Regions from separate parts of the Homo sapiens genome. Here all the other regions are linked to region 3. The links are chromatin contacts, found by Hi-C or POLR2A ChIA-PET in ENCODE. All regions are on one chromosome and are shown on one strand. The core of a region is the stretch at or near the end of the contact, and the rest is flanking DNA. Distances in the headings are between cores, read along the strand shown. Region 1 overlaps VTI1A (vesicle transport through interaction with t-SNAREs 1A). Region 2 overlaps VTI1A (vesicle transport through interaction with t-SNAREs 1A). Region 3 overlaps VTI1A (vesicle transport through interaction with t-SNAREs 1A).

Region 1 (4,096 bases), core at 1,464-3,963, 58 kb before region 3:
AAGCAATCCTCTGGCCTCAGCCTTCTGAGTAACTGGGAATACAGGAGCATACCACACCCAGATAATTTTTTTTTTTTTTTTTTTTTTTGAGACAGGGTTTCCCTGCATTGCATTGCCCAGGCTCATCTCAAACTCCTGGGCTCAAGTGATCCTTGATCTGCCTCGGCCTCCCAAAGTGCTGAGATTATAGGCATGAGCCACCACACCCAGCCTACAAACTTTATTTCTTGAATTTTAAGCCACCTTTATGTCAGTCTTCTCACTTTCTCAATTTTCCCTTCTCATGATTTCCTGCGGGATATTTCTTAAAACTTGATCATCCTTGATATGGTTTGGATCTTTGTCCCCACAAAATCTTATGTCCAAATTTTAATCCTCCGAGTTGGAGGTGGGCCCTGGTGGGAGGTGATTGGATGATGGAGGTGGTTTCTCATGGTTTAGTGCCATCCCCTCAATGCCATTCTCATGATAGCGAGGGAGTTAGTTATCGCGACATCAGGTTGTTTAAAAGTGGGTAGCACCTTCCCCTCACTCTCTTGGTCCTGCTCCTGCCCTGTAAGCCATGCCCGCCCACCCTTCGCTTTCCGTCATGACTGAAAGCTCCCTGAGGCCTCCCTGGAAGAAGAAGCCACTATGCTTCCTGTTCAGCCTGCAGAACTGTGAGACAGTTAAACCCCTTTTCTGTCTCAGGGGTTTACTTTATAGGAATGTGAGAACAAACTAATACAATCCTTTAGGTAAAAACTTTGTGTTTCTTTCAGCTCAAATATAGCAGCATGTATGTGTAAGGCCTGTTCTCTTCCTGTATCCATTGTCCTATATTTTTCAGGCTTAATAACTTTACTTTTTCCATTTATTCAGTATATCTATACTTTCTTCTCCTATTTTAACCCAGGTATCTTCTTTCTTTCTGTGTGCTCAGAAGAGTCAAGATATATAAAAATACTATATAAAACATAACATTTTAAATTTATGAGTCAGTGTAAACATTTGTCCAGGCTTTGAGTTGGGGTACAAATTAGATTTTTTTTAATATAAGAGGTATAAGAAGGCAGTAACTTCTTCCAGATGAGTTCTAAATATTTTGTATGAATCAAAAATTACTCCTTGCCATCCCCTACCTCACACATATATAATATACAAAAATTAAATCAAAATGGATCGAAGACCCAAGTCTAAGAACTAAAACTATAAAACTCTTAGAAGAAAATACAGGGACAAATCTTCATTGGCATGAAGTTGGCAATGGATACTTAGGTATGACACCAAAGCACAAAGCAACAGAAGAAGAAAACAGATTAGACTTTATGAAAGTTAAAAACTTTTATATATCAAAGAACACTATATTGTGTGTGTGTGTGTGTTTGTGTGTGTATATATATGCCTTAAAACAGAACAACAAAAAGATGTGTAGTATTAGGATGCCTTGTCCTCCACATTGTAATGCATGTTTGTTTTCTTTTTAATTCGTTTTTGTTGTTGTTAATGCAAAGATCAAAGGCCTAGGAGTTGGGAGACTTAGGATCATGGTTGCAGCTCTGTGGGTAATGAGCAACATGATCTGGGTGATCTTGGAGATCTCCACCTCCCAACTTCCTGCATTCTAGTTTGCTCATTTGTTCTATTACTTTATTTATTTATTTTTCCCAGAGACAGGGTCTCACTCTGTCACCCAGGCTGGAGTGCAGTGGCACAGTCATAGCTCACTGCAGCCTCAATCTCCTAACCTCAAGTGATCTTCCCGCCTTAGCCTCCCAAGAAGCTGATACCACAGGCATGCCCCACCACGCCCAGCTAATTTTTACTTTTTTAAGAGATGGTGATCTCACTATGTTGCTCAGGATGGTCTCAAACTCCTGGCCTCAAGTGATCCTCCCAGCTGAGCCTCCCAAAGCACCGGTATTACAAGCATGAGCTACCACACCCAGCTCATTTGTGCCATTACTTTTACAGCCCACATTTGTTCTAAAAATCTTTGATTCTATTGTTACAAATTTATAAAGGACTTGACCATATTTTTAAGTTGAATGGTTCCAGTGAACAAAAATTTCCTGAGCACCTGCATATGTCCTGTACTGCCTCTTAAAATGCGGCATATACTGAGAGGAATGAGACATGGCCTCATCTTTAAAGTCATTTACAGTCTATTAGAGAAGAATATATAAGCAAAGAGTCACAAACATCTAATCCTACGGCAGCCAAGCAGGGAACAGAAATGAGTGAAACAGGCCAGTGGGGAGGTGGCAAACTGGATAGTACCTGGCTGTTCTAAAGAAAGAAGCTATAACTCAGTTCCAGCCTGTGTTTACCAAGTGGGAATGGGGACTCACTGTTGCCAGATATTCCAAATTTCAAAAGAAACTAGAAGTTTATCATTTTATATGAAACCTCCTGTTTAAACAAATTTTTCCTGTGATTGCCAACTGGTTCAAAAATGCTTAGAATAGTCTTTCATAAAAGCAAAAGATGTTTGCTAGCCACGTAAGTCCTGTGGTCCACCCAATAGTGACTTCTCAAACATGTAATTAAAATGCTATACATTTAGTGATAGCAATGTGTGCAGAGTTCACAAAGAGTACAAATAGTGATTAACTCGGCTCAGAATGATTTCTAAGAAGCCTTTCTAATTACTTTCTAATCACCTCTCAATTCTTTAAGCACTTTTTGTTTTTTTAGAATGAGTAATTCATTCACCCTGGAGAGCTGGATGACGCTGAACACGTCTCCCTTGTCTGTTAAGTAAATACGTGTTTGGTAAATTCCACAAGTGAGCCTTTGGAATGTGTTTTGACAGTTTTGCCCATTCAGGTTTTCTGCTGCTTCATCTCCTGGCTTTTTACAGGCTTTATTGAATTGTGAAAAAGGGATGTCCTTCCTGCTGCTCAAGTCTCATTTTATAGGATAGAATGGATTCATTCTCATTTTTGAATGGAGCTGTAATTAACATGGTTCCTTTTGTTTAACAACCTCAATTTACATAGTACCTGCTCATTCCAGAGCATCGTTACTGGTAGCACAGCTTCATTGACTGATGTCTGAGGGCTCTGGGAATAGTGTTTGTTAATTATCTGCAGCAAACCAGGTAACTAAGGGGAGGTTCTGCTACTATGACTTTGATGAAAGTAGCACTGATGATTTTTTTAATTGCTTAATGATAGATTTGATCATCTTAAAGCAAAATAGAATACATACTCAGCTACTGAGAAGGTAGTGTTAAAACATAATTGCTTAAACACAAACATACACGCACGCAGACACACACACACACACGCGCACGCGCGTGCATAGGCCCTGCATGGTCTTTAGCTATATTTCTTTAAGAATATGTTAAGTTTACCTTCAGTTGAGATGAATGTATAATTTTTTAAAATAATGTCATCAAGTGCCTGTAAATATTTTATGGTACATAGTAAATGCTAATGTCCTCAGAGGCCAAGGAGGCTACTGTATGAAGCAGTCTAATGTTGGGGACTTAGGCAAAATGGAAACAATATGATCTGCTTAAAAGCATTTAAATTTCTATTGTTTTGGGTTTTTTAAAACGTTATTCTGGGGGCAGGATGGGAATACATCTGTGGGCCTTATTTGGCCCCGTGCTCTAGTTTTCTTATATGCTCTCTGGAGTCACTGAATTCTAATTTGTTGTTGTTGTTGTTGTTTTTGAGACAGAGTCTCGCTCTGTCACCCAGGTTGGAGTGCGGTGGCATGATCTCGGCACACTGCAACCTCTGCCTCCCAGGTTCAAGCGATTCTCCTGCCTCAGCCTCCTGAGTAGCTGGAACTACAGGCGCACGCCACCATGCCCAGCTAATTTTTGTGTTTCTAGTAGAGAGGGGTTTCACCCTGTTGGCCAGGATGATCTCGATCTCTTGACCTTGTGATCCGCCCTCCTCGGCCTCCCAAAGTGCTGGGATTACAGGCGTGAGCCACCATGCCCGGCCCAAGTTCTAATATTTTAAAGCCAAGTGGCACTAAAGATCATCTAGTCTAAGAGTCTCATTTTACATTTAAGGAAACTGAGGCCCAGAGAAAGGGAATGTTTTACCTAAATTAAACCCCAAGTGAATACTTCTTGATTTCTTTCAGTTTGCCTTAA
Region 2 (3,680 bases), core at 1,019-3,518, 50 kb after region 3:
TGCTAACTTGAGAAGTGAAAGGGAAATGACATCATATTATTATACCTGTTTCCTAGTTTACTAATTGAATTTGAGTGTGCTAAAATACCATTTCAATTTCTTGCTTTGTAAATTACTAGTTTGTATGTTTTGTTTTGTTTTGTTTTGTTTTGTTTTTTTGAGACGGAGTCTCGCTCTGTCACCCAGGCTGGAGTGCAGTTGGCACAATCTTGGCTTACTGCAGCCTCCACCTCCTGGTTTCAAGCACTTCACCTGCCTCAGCTTCCCACGTAGCTGAGATTACAGGCGCCCGCCACCACACCCAGCTAATTTTTGTATTTTTGGTAGAGGCAGGATTTCACCATTTTGGCCAGGCTGGTTTTGAACTTCTGGCCTCAAGTGATCTGCCCACCTCGGCCTCCCAAAGTGCTGAGATTACAGGCATGAGCCACCTCACCTGGTGTGTTTTTCCTTTTAAGCATTACATTTATGTTTAATTTATTGAAAAATATTTATTGAGCACCAATTACATGCTAAACACTGCTAGGTGCTGGGGAAATATTGGTGAGCAAAAGGGACACAGTTTCTGCCCTTAGTATAGTGGGGGAAACAGACATTAATCAAATAATCGCACAAATTTGAAAGTAATTGTGATGACTGTTATGAAGGAGAGCTTCATGGTGCAGTGGAACTAGATGATAAGTAAGTGGTTCTCAAACTTTAGCAGGCACCAGAATCCCCTGGAGGGATTGTTAAAACAAAGCCCAGATGTCTGGGCCCTACCCCAGAGTTTCTGTGTCTAACCTATCTCTCTGTGATGCTAACGACGCCAGTCCAGAGACCACACCTGGAGAAGCTGTGGTCTAGAGATTTTACCTTGACAGGAGTCCAAGGCAGGTTGATGAAAAAGTGAGACATGAGCTGAGGTATGAAGGCATTACCTAGATGCTTCTGTCACAGAAAAGAGCTTATGCAAGAGCCCTGTGGTGGAAGTGGGCAGAGGACAAGAGACAGAATTAGGCCAGTGTGTCTGGAGAAGCAAGAGAAAGGAGAGAGTGGTATGAGGTCAGGGCCAGACCTATAGGTGTAGTAGCACGTGCTAAGGAATGTTAAGGCCTTTTGACAAGGTTAAGCATAAAAGGAGACATTAGGCAATAAAGAAGGCGTTCCGTGGAAAGAAACACAAGTCAAAGTTTAAAACTGACTACAAGCAATGCAACAAGTGTGGAAATTATACATAAATAAGGTTAAGTTCAACAGATGGTAGCCAGTACTTTCAAAGATAAAAATAATTATTATGGAGTTACTTTAAATTTTTGTTTATAAACTTTGCTAAATTCAGTTAAGAGCTGTGTATAAACTTAAGTTCCAATATAATTTTAGATTTGTTAGTTAGAAAGAAGCTGTTTCTGCAAGAATTGGTATCTGATTCTTACCTGCTGGTTGCTCCAGACAACCTCACTTGAAGAGGAAACCATTGCATTCAAATTAATAGTCAATAGGAAAATCAGGAACTAGATTCTCCTTGGAAGAAATGCTAGTATACTTCAAAGAGGAGAGAAAAATACTTGCTTCAGATTAACAAAAAATGCTCAAGGAATATGGTCCAAAGAACTAAAATCTCCCATTGGATTCCTACCATAGGGAAGAGAAAGTGATGACTTTAGCAAGGGTGCTGGAAAACAGGTCTTGTATGCATCTTCATAAACCTTTTCCTTAGTTAGCTGGGGGCAAAGGAAATTTAACATAGCATAGGTATTCTAAGTATTTACAAGTACTTTAAGAAGTTGTGAGACTGGTTTAGTGGCAGGTAACTTGGATGAGATGGAAGCTAAGGATTTCTTCATTTGAAGCTATAAAGGGACAAAAGAAATAAGATCCGTGCCAATTGTGGTTTAGTGAGAAAAACGTAGCAATAGTACATTCAGGTGTTAGTTATTTAAATCTTGCTCCATATATATTACATATCCTTCAAAGCAGAGTTTAAAGCCACTGATTTCTTAGCCATGTGAGTTTTTATTCTTTAAAAGGGAAATGATTTCATCAGCTTCCCAATCTGTGGCTTAAAGTTGACTTTTCAATCCATATTGGAATAATAGTAATAGCTAGCATTTATTGAGTGCCTTACTGTGTGTCAGGTACTGTGCTAAGCTCTTATATGTGTTAGCGCATTTTAATTCTCACAGCAATCTTTGGGTAAGTAGTTTTATCATCTCCTGCTACAGATGGTAAGGCCAAGGCCCAAAGTCATGAACTAGTAAGTGGAGATCCTGGAATTTGAATCCAGCTGGTCTGACCTCAGAGCCCATACTCTTAATCATTTGTTTATTTTGCTTCCCCAAGTCCCTTCTTCACCTGGAGGCAGCAAACCCTGATTGCAGACCCAGTGCCTAAAAGGAAGTAAGTGCCTATTCAATGCCGAATATGAAGTAAAATCTGTCAGATTAAAAGCACAAGGAGAGAAACCATTCTAGTGTATTTGTGCTAGTTCTGAAAACAGGAGGGCATAAACTAATAACAACAGCATGGCACATACTGGAACAAAGGGGAGGAGAAACTCCCTAATGTTAAATGCATTCGTTTGAGTTTTCAACTAAAGGGTCTTTCCTGCCTGCCTACCTTATTTCTTCCTTACTCTTTTTTTTTTTCTGTTTCTCTGTATTCTCCCAATTTTCTTGGTTGCGATGAAAAAATAATAATTTTTAAAATTGTTTGAAGACCAATGGGACATGTAACTAACTTATTTTAAACACAAACTTCATGTAAGGCATGGTGAGATGATATAAAGGCCAAAATGTTCTGGGCCCTTCACCTCTTCCTAGGACCAGTCTTGTCATCAGGCATCTTGGGGAGGGTGACCTGCAGGTCATGTGCCCAGAGGCACTAGTGTCACAGAAGCCGGACACGTATTACTTCCCCCTTGGATCCTCATGCCTTTCCTGGACTTCTGTGCTCCTATCTGCTCCTTCCCAACCTCATGTGATAGGTGACCTCCAGGACCAAGCCAGGCTTCCCTCAACCCCTCTCTGTCCCTGCCCCGCATATTCCACTTCCGATTTTGACCTTCAGTGGTTTGCAGCTCCCTGCAGATATTGGAAAAGAGAATGAAGTGATTTACATAATGAAAACAAATTGCATGACGAGTGTGAGGATCCATTGTTATGGTATAATGGAATGATTTAGAGGCTTTGAGAGACACAAGGCTGACGAGAAAGAGCCTCTGCCACCCTGGAAATGTAATTACTGCTCCACAAGGCGCTTTCTGGAGAGGCTTGGGATGAATAGAGCAGGACGTGGCAGTTGTCTCTGGAAGAAAGCATAAGACCAAAATAGAAGACTCTTAGCTTTGCAAGTTGGCCTTCTCAACTTTAAGCATATGATGCAATTCCTGGAGCAACTGCTGCGGTCCACGGGAACATTTGGTATTCCCCCATGATCGTCTACCAGTTTCACCCATTACATTTGGGGTTTTTTCTCCTTTTTTGCATGTTTCCACCCTCAACCTCTATCTGTTCTGGTTCTCCGATGCCACAAAGAAAGCATCTTCAGAAACCAGTTAGGATTTCAGATTAAGAGAAACCAAAGAGGCATGACAACTAGAAAACTAAGTGCAGTTCATGATCCCAGGTTGAATCCTGGAGCAGGGGTGAGGGTGGGGAAAGAAATACAGAGCATTACTAGGGCAATTGACAACACAGGCT
Region 3 (3,712 bases), core at 679-3,178:
GCACCATGTTATTCAGTTCTCCCTAATCTTACAAAATATGAAAAACCACAAATTACTGAATTTTAATACTTCCTGAATCTTCCAGCAAAAAGGAGGAAGATAGCACCTAAATGAATAATCTAAACACTGAAAAAGGGATGGGAGGAGAGAGAGAATCCCAAGCATTAAACCATATTGGCCTACCAATTATTATGATTGTTTTCAAAATCACAGTTTTACAGAAAAAAAATTGTTTTTATGGTGCCAGGTTTGTGGAGTCCTCTTTGTTAAAACCTTAGTAAATGAAGTTATGAAACTGAGACTAGTTTATTCTGGAAGCTTCTTAGTTGGGGGATAAGACAGCTGGATGAACTGGGAGGACAGTAAACGGTGGAGGTGGAAACCTTCTTGTTCATAAAAATACTGTTTTTCATATGTTAAAAAAAAAACTTTATCTCACGCTTTTCATCAAGAGCTGTAATCAGTGAGCCTGTGTACTTCCTTTTCCCTGCCAGATAGTTGTTCCTGGCTGGAAGACATTTTATGATATTTATTTGATGACACACACCTGCTGAGTGGATGAAAAGCAACTGTTCCTGGGGATGACCTACTTCAAGGGCGCAGTCAGCTTCTGAGGCCTTCAGCAGGTTATCCTGAAATCATTTTAGTTCACCTTGATATCACCTGTTGAACATATCTAAGACTGGTGTATTCGCAGACTTGTTGTAGGCACAGTTGCTAACCCCAGGGAAGAGATTTCGGAGTCAGTAACTACTTTGTCAGTGTATTGAGACTGGGAAGACACGCTGCTTTACCAAACCTACTCTGAGCATATGGAGTGCTGTTCTTGGCACTCGGGATGCGCATCAGCCCAGGGACCTGCCAGCTGGGAGCGGACCCCTAGAAGGGGATCTAGTGGGAACATAAGTAAGTATGGTCCAGCACAGAAGGGATGGATCTGAGGAAGAAGGCATGGAGGATGAGGATCCGAGGTGAGGGAAAGGGCCATGAAAAAATTTCTGACGAAGTGTTCTCCTGGGAGTTTCCAGCACAGAGAGAGATTTCCAGTTGAGATCAGGGAAGAGCAAGGAATATTTGAAATGCATGGAGACACTGTCACCAGTTCATCCTTTGAAGGCAACATGTCTTGGCATGTTCATTTCTATTCTACAAACATTTATGGAACACATGCTGTTGAGACATGGCAGGCCTTAGGTAGTGAAGATAAAATATAAATAATCCATGTCGCTCTCCCAACATGTATACTCTAGTGAGAAGACATAACTAAGCAAATTTTATTATAAATTTGAGTATAACATACCCATATGTGTACACAAGGAGTTCTTAGCTAAGTTGGGGTTCCTGGAGTTGGTGATACCTGGCCTGAGCTTTGAAGAATAAGTGTGTGTTAGCCAATGAAGAGAGAACAGGGACATGGAGGCCTTAAAACAATATGTTGTGCCCAGGAGCTACAGATTGACCATCCCTACTCTGAAAATCCAAAATTCAAAATGCCCCAAAATCCAAGTTTTTGAGCCCCAATATGATGCTCAAAAGGAATACTCACTGGAGCACTTTGGATTTCTGATTTTTGGATTAGAGATATTCAACTGGAGTGTTATTTTGCATATATTCCCAAATCCAAAAAAAATTAAAAACTCAAACACTTCTGGTCCCAAGCATATTGGATAAGGGATACCCAACCCCTACAAACTGTTCCGTTTTACTTGAGGAAAAAAGACAAGGCGGGAGCCAGGGTTTGAGCCAGTGGTACCTTAGAGGGGCTGTAGGTTCCCCACCACCCCAAGAGCCCCTTGCCATGAATGCTGCCAGGGCCACCCCAAGCAAACATAGTTGGAGTAAGAGGACTGTGCTTGCTATGTAAACGCAGCTTCGTAACAAGTGCCGTTGCACCTCTGCTGCCCTAAGCTCCTCTGTATGGAAAATCTAGAGATTCCACCGAAGGGACATTGGCTCAGTGCTGAGAGTTGGAAGCTCTGAGTCATGACTGAGTTGGAAGCTTACATGTTGATTTACAAGGCGTCTTTGCCCATTACATTTATTTACATGTCCAGAGGTCATGGCCTGAAAGGCTTGGCTCCAAATATGATGTGCCCTTTCTATTGTTGATGATGTGACTCTCCATTCAGTTCTCTTTTTCTCTTCTCCTGGTTATCTGTTGCTGAGTAGCAAACCACCCTAGAAATGCAGTGACTTCAGCAGCAGTCTCTCAGGATTTTGGCGGGTTAGGAAAATCAGGGGTTGCTTGGCTGGGTGTTCTGGCTCAGGGTCTCTCATGAGCCTTCTTCAGACAGAGATCAGAGCTGGAACTATGTAGGGGGGACAGGAGCCTGGAGTAGCTCGGGACTGGCTGGGCACCTTTCTCTTTCTGTCATTAGTCAAAAGGCCCTTCCATGTGGTCTCCCTGCATATGCTGGTTTGGGCAATCTTACGGTATGGCAGCCTCAGACTTGGCAGCCCAGGGCACCTAAGGTGAGAGCTACAAAAGCAAGAGGCAGAAGCTGTGTGGCTTTTTCTTACCCAATCTAATAAGTCACACAGTGCCACATTCTGTGCCTCATTCTACTCAGCAAGACAGTCGCAAGGGCCTGCCGAGGTTTAAGGGGATGGGATGTGACACATACCCCACTCTTTGATGCAGGGGTGGCAGGTTGACGAAGACCAGTGGGGCAGGAAATATTGTTGCAACCAGTTTTGGAAAATACAATCTGTCACATCCCCGAAGAACATTTTCATCCACTCACATAATCCTTTAAGTTACCTAAAAATTAATTTACTCATTACGGTGTCGCCCACAACCTTCCTTGCTCCCTTCCCACAGCAAAATCCAAGGCCTCAGTGCACACACACAAACCACAAAACTCCTGTTGTCTGAATGAGAGTCAGTCACTCAAGTGTGTACTGTCCCCATCAAGATGACAACATTTTATAAGGATGTATCCTGTTGCCCCATCTTCTAGGAATTTGCACTTCCATCCATTGTTAAAGCCAAATATTGCTCAGATCTTTCATGGAGAGGCCCCTTTGAATCTAACCCCTGCAAACTAGAGACTCAGGAGTGAATGATTTCAAATCTCTATTTGCTCTGCACCTGGGAGATTGATGGTACTCTCATAACAAGTTTGGTCAATGGCATTTAGTGGAGTACTGAATGCTTCAGGGAGTGAAAAAAGAGAAACTGAAAGAAAGGCCCAGATTTTGGGCTCAAGGAACTTTACAAACTGAAGCATTAGCATGTTCGTGGTAAGAAATCTTCTGATTTAAACAAATGATGTAAATTTTACATTTTTTAGTAAGCACTACTTCAAGTGTGCTATCTTTAATGAAGACTTTAATTCTTGTTTTTACACATATGTAGAAAACAGAAGTTGAGTTCTTCAAACATTTGTTATCAAAAATATAGGATATATAAGCACTGAATTGGAAGATTTTTTCCCCCTTGGATAATCTAGAAAAGAATATAGCTCTATTCTGAAATCCCTTCTCATTCAAGAGTTATCCAAGCAAATAGTGTTGACCAAGGTGTTGAATGCACCAGTAATAATAATGCTACCCTTTCATAAAGCTAAGTAATCAGGAATAATGCTGAAAATAAGAAGACAGTCATTTATTTACTCTGTTTGGCATTGTTAGTACTAATAATGCATTTCAACACAGTAAAATTGCTAGATAATGCTTTTGTGACTTTTATGCAGGTTATTGTTATTTAAAT

The links. Hi-C counts contacts between places; a loop is a spot of excess contacts on that map. ChIA-PET counts read pairs that join two places held with the same protein, here RNA polymerase II (POLR2A). Pooled maps may share reads with other maps.
Region 1: a loop to region 3 is called in a map of PC-3, with 2.2 times the contacts of the local background. The contact joins two enhancer-like sites. A Hi-C loop is called at or near these places in 1 of 168 maps with a recorded cell type or tissue (PC-3). POLR2A ChIA-PET finds 5 or more read pairs at or near these places in 1 of 52 experiments (H1).
Region 2: a map of breast epithelium shows a loop between it and region 3 (18-fold over the local background). The contact joins two enhancer-like sites. A Hi-C loop is called at or near these places in 3 of 168 maps with a recorded cell type or tissue (Caco-2, breast epithelium and dorsolateral prefrontal cortex) and 1 of 50 pooled maps. POLR2A ChIA-PET finds 5 or more read pairs at or near these places in 6 of 52 experiments (Caco-2, H1, HCT116 and 3 more).

What each region holds. Positions count from the first base shown.
Region 1 is chr10:112,656,457-112,660,552 of GRCh38, forward strand. The region is part of intron 5 of VTI1A (vesicle transport through interaction with t-SNAREs 1A); the gene reads left to right. Among named protein-coding and RNA genes, the nearest start is that of MIR4295, 24 kb to the left of the region's middle. Within about 2 kb of position 2,714, at least 3 of the 41 ENCODE cell types and tissues checked have a DNase peak (open chromatin) inside an H3K27ac peak, as active enhancers do.
Region 2 is chr10:112,765,068-112,768,747 of GRCh38, forward strand. The region is part of intron 7 of VTI1A (vesicle transport through interaction with t-SNAREs 1A); the gene reads left to right. Among named protein-coding and RNA genes, the nearest start is that of LINC02935, 120 kb to the right of the region's middle. Within about 2 kb of position 2,269, at least 2 of the 41 ENCODE cell types and tissues checked have a DNase peak (open chromatin) inside an H3K27ac peak, as active enhancers do.
Region 3 is chr10:112,715,168-112,718,879 of GRCh38, forward strand. All of the region lies in intron 7 of VTI1A (vesicle transport through interaction with t-SNAREs 1A), which reads left to right. Among named protein-coding and RNA genes, the nearest start is that of MIR4295, 83 kb to the left of the region's middle. Within about 2 kb of position 1,929, at least 4 of the 41 ENCODE cell types and tissues checked have a DNase peak (open chromatin) inside an H3K27ac peak, as active enhancers do.